Regions from separate parts of the Homo sapiens genome. Here region 1 is linked to region 2. The links are chromatin loops, found by intact Hi-C in ENCODE. Cell type or tissue: MCF 10A. All regions are shown on one strand. Each heading gives the region's core, and the rest is flanking DNA. Links, peaks and the distances in the headings are about the cores only.

Region 1 (5,387 bases), core at 110-5,109, 58 kb before region 2:
TTTTTATTTAATGTGCTCTAGATCATGAAGATAAGAGCAGAAAGAGTGTTGGAAATTAAAACAACTAACTCCTGCTGCACCTTGAGCTGGTCTGCCTGCCTCAATGAAGCAGGCAGTTGAATTTGTGTGTGCATCCAAACAAACCCACATGCATTGGTTTTCCCTTGCATGCCTTGCAATTTCATGTTTCAAGAATTTTATATTCCTTTATGTAGGAAGCTGACAATCACAAAGGAGTGTCCTTAGAGTTTTTTCTAATTTTTATGTGCCTAACTATGCTTCATCCCACTCCCTTTTTATCTTCTCTCTTTCAGAAAAATTCTAATTGGACACCATGGAGTGAGTTTTCCTCTCTAGTTCAGATTATATTTACAAAATTGCTAGAAAAACACCAACATTGCCTCACCCCCAGACAAAATATTACAAAGCAATCTCCTCTGTACAGCCAAATTACTGTCATGATCACACAGGAAACAAATGCAAAGTTACCCTCTCTTCTTCTCAAATTCTTAAGCAATTGAGGGCAAGGACCAAGAGAAAGAAAAACAAAAGTTGCTTTGATTGGGAAAAATATTTTGAGAAGTATTACGATGTGAGGTGTCTGACATAGTAAATTTTACTTAACCAGAATATTCAGGGAATGGGGCTCTAGTATTTGTTTTTGCTTGTTTACTTGCTTTTGTTTTAAATTCCCTAATGTAAAAGATGCTGTGTTACTACATGATTCCATTTTCATGTTATTCTGGAAAAGGCAAAGCTAAAGAGTCAGAGGATAGATCAGTGGTTTCCAGGGTTTAAAGGTGAGAGGAAGCGTTGACTACAAAGAGACAGCACAAGGGTGCTTTTTCGGGTGTGGAGCAATTCCGCATTTTAATTTTGGTGGTGATTCCATGAGTGTATGTATGTTTCAAAGCACGTGGAAATACACAGTAAAAAGAGTGAATTTTTCTGTAATAAAATTAAAAATAAACAACTGCAGTAAAATATTAAGTTGTGTGATGAAGAAGGAAGACTACTGAATCGCGATTTAAGTGACCTAAGGTGACTCCTGCTAGCTACATCCCCCTTTCTAGCACTAAAGACAAACGTACTTTTGCTTTTATTCTTATTACTAGAAATCTTTCTAATTTTACTTTAGGATATGCGCCTACCATAGGAAGTAGAACATTCAAGACGAAAACATCAACTGTCCTTGGTGTTTCAGTCTTCGGGACCTCTTTGTCACATTCTGGGATACAGAAGGTAACTACCAGCATGGGACCTCCCCATCTGAATGCTCACCCTTCCCTGTCCTTCCCTGGTGCTTTCCACCTCCACAAGCTATCATATTTTATAGATTTACCAAAGTCTTAATGCATTTAATTATTTACACATTTTATTGTACGCAAAATTAACAATTACATTCTTAGATGCACTGAATGAGTTCAACAATCAAGCACTTGAGAGAGCAACATACGGTTCTGTGATTGGATTTAGCAACACAGAGACATTTATACTGAATTGTCCTCCTGCCCATATTCTCTGCAACTCTCAGCTCTGCCTGTTTCCTGTAAACAGCTTTTATGCTAGAGCAGGCATCTCCAACAGTGAATCAAGAGAAATCCTTCTATCAGACAGTCATGCATTGTTAACTATCATGCACTGAGGTGTTCTTTGTTAGAAAAATATTTCTTGTATGCTTTTACAGGTTCATGAATGATATATCCTCAGCATTTCTATATAATTAGTCCCAGGGTATTTTTACATATCTCATTCCCAATTCGTCTTCCATTTCATCAGTGTTCTCTGTCTTTAGACTTGGTCTCCTCAAGTCTCCGTTCTGTTTCACTAGCTTGTCTTGTATGATTTTTTAGGGCTCATTGACACAGTTAAGCCATTTTTGCTTCTTATAACTTTTGACTAAGTAAACTGGTACACAATCACTTGATGATAGCACATTGATTGATGACAGTTATCAAGTGAAAAATTTGCCCAGCAGAACCTTAGTGCAGTGTGTCTAAGCATTTTAAAGATAGATAGATAGATAGATAGATAGATAGATAGATACATACATACATAGATACATAGATACATAGATACATAGATTAGATAGATAGATAGATAGATAGATAGATAGATAGATAGATAGATAGATAGATAGATAGATAGATAAACAATATCTTTCACATTTCATTTGTTTCTGGTGATACCCAAGTTCCAGAGTTTCTAGCAGAGACTGTAGATCTATACAAAATGGGGAGGAAAAGTCTTCCAGTCAGAAGTTATCCCTGACTCCTCCTTCTCCATCACCCTTCACCTCCTACTGGTTGCCACCTCTTGTCAGCTCCCTCACTTCTCTGCATCACTCTGGCCCTGCCCTCCTGGAAAAGGCTTCGACCCTCTCTATTCCTGGACCACAGCCATTTGCCTATGGCTGTGGAAAGTACTCAGTAAATATTGGCTGGCTGGCTGGCTGGCTGGCTGGCTGCATAAAAGGATGGAGGAAAGGGAAGGAAGGAAGGAAGGTAGGAAGGAAGGAAAGGAAGGAAGAAAGGAAGGAACGAAGGAAGGAAAGGAGGGAGGGAGGGAGGGAAAATGGAAACAAGAAAAAAAGAAAAAGAAAAAAAGGAATAGTTCTTTTTGATACCATGTGGATAGAGTACTTGGAAATCAGAAATGACCAGGCTATGAAGCATCTAATTTCCCAGCTCTCTGGATAGGAGAATGAGCCCAAAGAAATAATTTTTGCCCACCCCAAGGGTTCCCACTATCCATATGGATAGTCAGCATTTGGTGATTAACGATATTTCACATCCCACCAACAAAAAGTAGAGAAAAAAATCAATCTCTCACATGGTCCTCTGGGAAGGTGGTGAGGCGTTGGTGCCTCTTACTGGCAGACTCCGCCCACCTCCATACTCACAGCTCCCTATATAGCCCTCATGCATATGGCTGCATGAGTCATCCTGACCCTTAGTAACCTTTGTTGCCTGATTTCCTGTTCTTTCAAATGAGAAAGCTCTACTACATCATTTCTCGGAGAGACCTAAGTCCTCACCTGCCTGGGAGTCTGAAACCTCTGCCCTGGAAAGCCATGCTAGCCAAAAATCAGCAGCCAGGGCTATACATTGATAAACTAACTAAAGTAACAAGGTTTAAGCGAGAAATTCACTCTTAAAACATCGCTCTTTGTTGGTAGAAATGGAGCCCCTCACATAAAAGTATGTTGATCATAGTTCTGTTAACTAAGAACTTTTTTTTTTTCTAAACTGCTGCTGTTTATTCCAGTGGTATGATAATAGAACTTGATCATGTTTATACAGGTCAATGTTTTTTGGCGTTACTTCATATGGGAGTAAGCCCCATAAAGTGAATTCAAGTGTGTGTGGGTGGATGTTATTAGCTGCTGACACTGCCTTGAAGATTTTCTGTTTGCTGCAGCTCTACACCATGGTGTAAAGATGGACCACTTTTCCCTTCTCCGGGTGTGAGGCAATTGAAATAGGCTGTATCTGGCTTTTTGCCTCACAGAGAATCTTGTGTGTAAACCAGCTGAGAAGGTGAAAAGTCAATTGCCCATGGCCAAAAGCTAAGCAGGCTTTCCTTAAAGACAGAGAAACTCTTTCCTACCACCTTCAGCCAAGGCATGAACGGGGTTATAGTCCTGGCCTCAAACAGTTCCAACAATTTAAAGGTTATAAAACGATTAGCAAAAACAGTATGGCCAAAGAGGAAGACTGAAAAGCTTATACAACTCTAGGCTCTATCAGGTAAAGATGGTGTCTTTTTTAAAACCTACTCATAGGCTGGGCGTGATGGCTCACGCCTGTAATCCTAGCACTTTGGGAGGCCAAGGTGGGCAGATTGCCTGAGCTCAGGAGTTCAAGACCAACCTGGGCAACACGTTGAAACCCCGTCCCTACTAAAAATACAAAAAATTAGCCGGGCGTGGAGGCATGCACCTGTAGTCCCAGCTACTCAGGAGGCTCAGGCAGGAGAATTGCTTGAACCTGGAAGGTGGAGGCTGCAGTGAGCCGAGATCACACCACTGCACTCCAGCCTGGGCGGCAGAGAGAGACTCGGTCTCAAATAAAATAAAATAAAATAAAGTAAAATAAAATAAAATAAAATAAAACCTACTCATTAGGTGCTCAGTAGAGTAGTGTGCAAATGTGGGTTCCTAATTAATAAGTCTTGTTTGCTGATAAATGGAAAGGCATTCTCATACACATTATTGAGAACCCAGGAGGACTTGTGATTCAAGGTATAAAGTCGAAGGTGGAAACCAGAAAACAAGTCCTATGTGTTCTTGTTACGAAAAAAAAAAAAGACACATTTTTCAATAGCCAATTATTATAGTGACAATGTGTTACTAAAATAATAAGAAAACAAGGGTTAAAACTTTTCAGCAGAACTGGATTTTCAGTTAAATAGCTTTAATATAGCAAAATACAATATGTTCTCTGCAGGTGGATCTCTTGCTGTTTCAATCCTTTAAAAAAGGTACAAAAAACATCTTTTCTAAAACTGAAAACTGATTGCAAGGGAGAGAAGAGACTCTCGTGTAAGAATTTGGCTCACCTGCCAACTCACTGGTATATATAATTCCAATAGATTAATCTGGCGTTTTGATTTGAAGACGCGAATGGAGAGATGTGTTTAGTGCTTACAATTGCACCTTCTCTCTGCATTCACCATAGACCTGTAGTAGAAAGCCATGCCCTCAGCCTGCACCTGCTCCACTCCTAGAGTAAGAATTTTTTGGCCAAATTTAGGACAGTTAGTGTCAGCTAACCATGTTGTCTCCACTAGTCCCACTGTGTTGCAGGAATGTGGAGACACAAAGCTGCGCAGATGGCTGTCAGCAAGATCCTACCTGCTTTAGTTCTCAGTGCCAAGGAGATCCTATAGTGAGTGATGGCTCATAGGATTGAATTATAAGATAAACTCAGAAAGTTATTTGAAAATGTTAAGTGTGGCTGGGTGCGGTGACTCACGCCTATAATCTCGGCACTTTGGGAGGCTGAGGCAGGCAGATCACCTGAGGTTGAGAGTTCGAGACCAGCCTGAGCAACATGGAGAAACCCCGTCTCTACTAAAAATTCAAAATTAGCCAGGCGTGGTGGCACAATGCCTGTAATCCCAGTTACTCGGGAGGCTGAGTAGGAGCAGGAGAATTGCTTGAACCCAGGAGGTGGAGGTTGCAGTGAGCTGAGATAGTGCCATTGTACTCCAGCCTGGGCAACAAGAGAGAAACTCCATCTTAAAAAAAAAAGAAAGAAAGAAAATGTAAGTGTAACTTCAGTTCCCCAAACTGGTCCGTCTTTTCCTTCCTTTTTTTTCTTTTTGATGGACAATTTCAAGAAATAAAGAAATAAAATGTTACAGACATGTTTGAAGTTCCTTCC
Region 2 (5,387 bases), core at 119-5,118:
TACTCCATCATCACATGGCTTTCTTCTCTGTGTGTCTTCACTTATAAGGACACCAAGTCGTTGGGTTCAAGTCTCACCCTAATCCCATATGACCTCATCTTAACTAATTACATCTGTGAAGATGTAGCTTGCTGGGGTTCTTCATGTATAGATTAATATACACTCTTATTAAATATTATTAAATATCTGGCTCCCTTTGCAACTTGATAATCCCTTATCTGGATTCTTGCGACCAAATTATTTAAGATTTAGATTTAGATTTTAGAAAGAAAATATCAGGTATATACCATATATTACATAATACCCCATTAAAATCTGGAACAACACCCCACAATCAAGCACATTACTATTTCTGCAGTCAAGAGTGTGCACATTCATACCAAGTAAGATGAATAAAGACAATACATAATTTCATATTATTTCCAGTTTTTTAAAATTTGGCAGCAAGTTTAGACAAATAAAAATAAAAAGTTTTCAATTTTCAGAGGTTTGGGGATTTCAGAATTGCAGATTCTGTGGTCCTGAATTTGAGCTCATTTTCAGGCCCCAATTTTAAGCCCAAGTCAACAGTCCACTTACTGCGGTAGTCTAAGGCAAATAGTCCAGGTACATCAACTTACAAGTACAAAAGTGGTCACAATATTATTCATATCTGATATCCACCAGCTCCAAAGTTATTTCTACTCATGTAAGTTTTGCAATACATTGCAAAGCTCTCTATTCCTCAGATACTTTTGGAAATGTGCAGGGTCCTATATATATCCACAGAGCCATCCTCGACACTTGCTAGTATAGCTACTGAGCCAGGCATCTCAGCTGAGAATCAGCATGCAGAGGCCTTCCTCTGAGATGATCGTCTGCTCTCCTGAACTGAGGCTGTTCTATGTCCCTGGAATCAGAGGCCATTCCCATCACTGTTGTCTCCCCTGATTCCTCAGTGCCAGTCCCTGGAATATACCCTGAAGTACCCCAATGAGAAGGAAAATGTGGCCCCTTCCTGTGATAAGCTTAGTTAGAGGTTGTCCTACCTATGGCTACCAAACTGTTAGAGAGTTTACTGAAAGAATTCTTCCAGTTTGCTCATATAACCCTTTTTCTCCATGGTTTATACTCATGGTTCAGGGTAGATTGTTTACTGTGTTAGTTTCCTATTGTTGCTCTAACAAATAACCACAAATTTAGTGGCTTAAAAAACACTAGGCCGGGCACGGTGGCTCACACCTGTAATCCTAGCACTTTGGGAGGCTGAGGTGGGCAGATCACCTGAGGTCAGGAGTTCCAGACCTGCCTGACCAAAATGGAGAAACCCCATCTCTACTAAAAATACAAAACTAGCCGGGCATGGTAGTGCATGCCTATAATTCCAGCTATTCAGGATGCTGAGGCAGGAGAATCGCTTGAACCTGGGAGGCAGAGGTTGCGATGAGCCGAGATTGCGCCACCGCACTCCAGCCTGGGCAAGAGCAAAACTCCGTCTCAAAAAACAATCAAACAAAATAAACCACAAACATTATCTTACAGTTTTGGAGGTCAGAAGTTTGAAATGGATTTTAGAGCTAAAATCAAGGAGTCAATAGGGTTTTCCTTTCTAGAGGCCCTGAGGGACTGTTTCTTTACCTTTTCTACCTTCTGGAAGCTGCCCTCATTCCTTGGCTCATGGCTCCTTCCTCCATCTTCAAAGCACATCACTCCAACTTCTGCTTCTATTATCATGTCTCTACTCTCTAAGGACCCTTGTGATTTCTTTAGACTCCCCTTGGAGAATTCAGGATAATCTTCCCATGTCAATGTTCTTAATTTAGTTACATCTGCAAAGTCCCTTTTTCCATGTAAGGTAACATATTTGCAGGTGCTGGGGATTGACATGTGGACATTCTTGGAGGGTCATTATTCTGCCTACCACATGTTTAACTTAAAACCAGCCCTCATGCTCCATGCCAGCTCACTTTGCCACCCATAAAATAAACTCTCCCTCTGTGGTCCATCATGCACCCTGCAATCTCACCTTTAGCCAGTCCACCTCTCTACTCCTCATCATCCCCAATTTATCAGAAATATTTTGTTGAACATAGAAAGGAAAACAACATGATTTCCTAGTCAAATCTTTCCAAATTTTATTAAGATCCTCTTCAAGTTGCCCTTGATTCAGATAATGTTCTCAGATGGAATGGATGAGAATCCTTGACTCTCTCAAACAATGCAGATTAACAATTTTATTTGTCAAACAATTTTAAATTTACAATTGACCCTCACAAAAACCTAATCAATATGAAGAGGGGGAAATGAGAAGTTGCTGTTCAATGGATGTTTTATTCCCATTGAAGTTAAGGAAACTGAGGCTCTGAAACATTAAATCCCTTCATCAAGGTTATATTGCTAGCAATCCATTTTATCCGATGATAAAAAAGCCAAAGGAAGGGCCAGCCATGGTGGCTCACATCTGTAATGCCAGCACTTTGGGAGGCCAAGGCGGGCGGATCACTTGAGGTCAGGAGTTCGAGACCAGCTTGGCCAACATAGTGAAACCCTGTCTCTACTAAAAATACAAAAATTAGCCAAGTGTGGTGGCACGTGCCTATAATCTCAGCTACTAGGGAGGCTGAGGCAGGAGAACCACCTGGACCCAGGAGGCAGAGGTTGCAGTGAGCCAAGATTATGCCACTGCACTCCAGCCTGGGCAACAGAGCAAGATTCTCTGTCAAAAAAAAAAAAAAAAAGCCAAAGGAAAAAAGACAGAACTCACCCAAAAAAGTGTCAAATTATGAAATTAGGATAAAATATATAAATTATATACTATGTATATTAATTATAAATTATAATAAAATATGCATATGGATGTGCTTATATTTGTATTGTACACGTCACACAAGACAACCTTAAGACAATTGAGAATCTAGAGAAACATGATCTCAGGGCCCTCTTGCTGCCCCCAATTTGTCCTTCCTCCACCCACTTCCCCAACCCTTTCTAGCCCTAGCACCCTGCCCTTATCTTGCCCTCTGGCTACTGTGAATCCTTCTAGAAGAACTCTGTGAAATAATAATGTTATCTGAGTCACATATCTAACTTTAATTTTTTCAGTTTTACTTTTTAAAGAGTGAAAAGAGACAGATACAGTTTATTTTAATAATATATTTTATTTAACCCAACGTATCCAAAATATTACCAATTTGACCTGTAGTCAGTATTAAAAATTGTTAAGGAAATATTTCCATTCTCTTCTCATTCTAAGTCTTTATTCAAAACCCAGTGTGTACTTTATATTTATAGCACGTCAGTTTGAACTAGCTGCATTTCTTTTTTTCCTTTTTTTTTTTTTTTGAGACAGAGTCTCGTCCTAGGCTGGAGTGCAATGGCACGATCTCCGCTCACTGCAACCTCCGCCTCCCAGGTTCAAGTGATTCTCCTGCCTCAGCCTCCTGAGTAGCTGGGACTACAGGCACATGCATTTCAAATACTCAGTAGCCACATGTGACCGACAGCTAACCATATTTGTGATTGCAATTCAAGGACCCAAAATATTCCAACTGTCCCTTTTCTCTGTTTTAATCTGACTTCTACCGTTATCTCCCAGTAAAACTCTGGTTCTCTTTTGTCCTAAGATGTCTATTAGTGGCTCTAACAAAAGTGTTTAGTTATTCAATGAATATATGAGTGTTAATAATCTTCTCTTTGGATCAAAAAAAAGTGTAGTCTTCTAAAAATAGAACTACCAGGCCAGGCGTGGTGGCTCATGCCTGTAATCCCAGCACTTTGGGAGGCCGAGGCGGGTGAATCACGTGAGGTCAGGAGTTTGAGACCAGCCTGGCCAACATGGTGAAACAACCTCTCTATTAAATACAAAAAATTAGCCTGGCATGGTGGACCATGCCTGTAATCCTAGCTACTTGGGAAGCTGAGGCAAGAGAATCACTTGAACCTGGGAGGCGGAGGTTGTAGTGAACCAAGATTGCGCCATTGCACTGCAGCCTGGGCAACAAGAGCAAGACTCTGTCTCAAAAAAAAAAAGGCCAGGCACAGCGGCTCACACTTGTAATCCCAGCACTTTGGGAGGCCAGGGTGGGTGAATCACGAGGTCAGGAGTTCGAGACCAGCCTGGCCAACATGGTGAAACCCCGTTTCTACTAAAAATACAAAAATTAGCTGGGCGTGGTGGTGGGTGCCTGTAATCCCAGCTACTTGGAGGCTGAGGCAGGAGAATCACTTGACCCCAGGAGGCAGAGGTTGCAGTGAGCCGAGATCATGCCACTGCACACCAGCCTGGGCGACAGAGCTAGACTCCTTCTCAAAAGAAAAAAAAAAATAGAACTACCATTCAACCCAGCAATCCCATTACTGGGTAGATACCCCAAAGGAAAACAAATCATTCCACCAAAAAGACACATGCACCCGTATGTTCATCGCAGCACTATTTACAATAGCAAAGACATGGAATCAACCTAGGTGCTCATCAATAGTGACCTGGATAAAGGAAATGTGGTACATATACATCATGGAATACTACACAGACATAAAAAAGAACAAAATCATGTCCTTTGCAGCAATATGGATGCAACTGGAGGCCATTATCCTAAGCAAACTAACATAGAAATATAAAACCAAATACCACATATTCTCTAAGTGGGAGCTAAACGTTGGGTACTCGTGGACATGATGATGGAAACAACACACTGGAGAATACCAGAGGGAGGAGGTAGTGAAGAGAGCAAGAGTTGAAAAACTACCTATTGGATACCATGCTCACTACTTGGATGACGGGTTCAATCATACTCCAAACCTCAGCATCATGCAGTATACCTTTGTAACAAACCTGCGTATGTGCCCCCTGAATCTAAAATAAAAGTTGAAAAAAAAAATGTGTGTTCTTGTCCATTTAGTCTCTCTCTCTCTTGGCTGGGGTAGTTCCCTGAATTTTGAGATGCAGAATCTATAGAATGAGTAGAGACATAAGAAGCAGGGGAAGAATTTAACGAGATACCCAGTTTTATAAGAGATCAAGTTTTTCATAAGAGCTGGGCTATAGTAGAAAAGGAGACAGAAGAAAATGGACGGTGAGGACATTATGCTAAGAGTAATCAGTCAGTCGCAGAAGGACAAATACTGCATGGTTCCACTTACATGAGGCATCTAAAGTAGCCAAACTCATAGAAGCAAAAACAGACAGTAAAATGGTGGGGGAGAGGGAAAGTGGGGAGTTGCTGTTCAGTGGGTTTCAATAACGCAAGATGAAAAGGTTCTAGAGAGCGGCTGTACAACACTGCACCTATGGTTAACGATAACGTGCTATACACTTAAAAACTGAAGAGGGTAGATCTCATATTATGAGGGGTTTTCTTGTTTGTTTTTTGTTTTATTCTTATTTTAAAAAGGAATTAGTAGAAGAAAAT

What was found. Hi-C counts contacts between places; a loop is a spot of excess contacts. Peaks named below come from ENCODE experiments on the same cell type or tissue, not always from the same donor. Only the 100,000 strongest peaks of a DNase experiment are listed, where the experiment ranks them.
Region 1: a loop joins it to region 2, with 8 times the contacts of the local background. A loop is called at or near these places in 1 of 110 quality-filtered maps.

Annotation. Positions count from the first base shown.
Region 1 is chr9:104,958,489-104,963,875 of GRCh38, forward strand. No RefSeq gene overlaps it. Among named protein-coding and RNA genes, the nearest start is that of CT70, 31 kb to the right of the region's middle. In MCF 10A, for the core only: no CTCF peak of the experiment used is centred there; a DNase peak (open chromatin) is centred at 2,933.
Region 2 is chr9:105,016,258-105,021,644 of GRCh38, forward strand. No RefSeq gene overlaps it. Among named protein-coding and RNA genes, the nearest start is that of CT70, 27 kb to the left of the region's middle. In MCF 10A, for the core only: no CTCF peak of the experiment used is centred there; no DNase peak of the experiment used is centred there.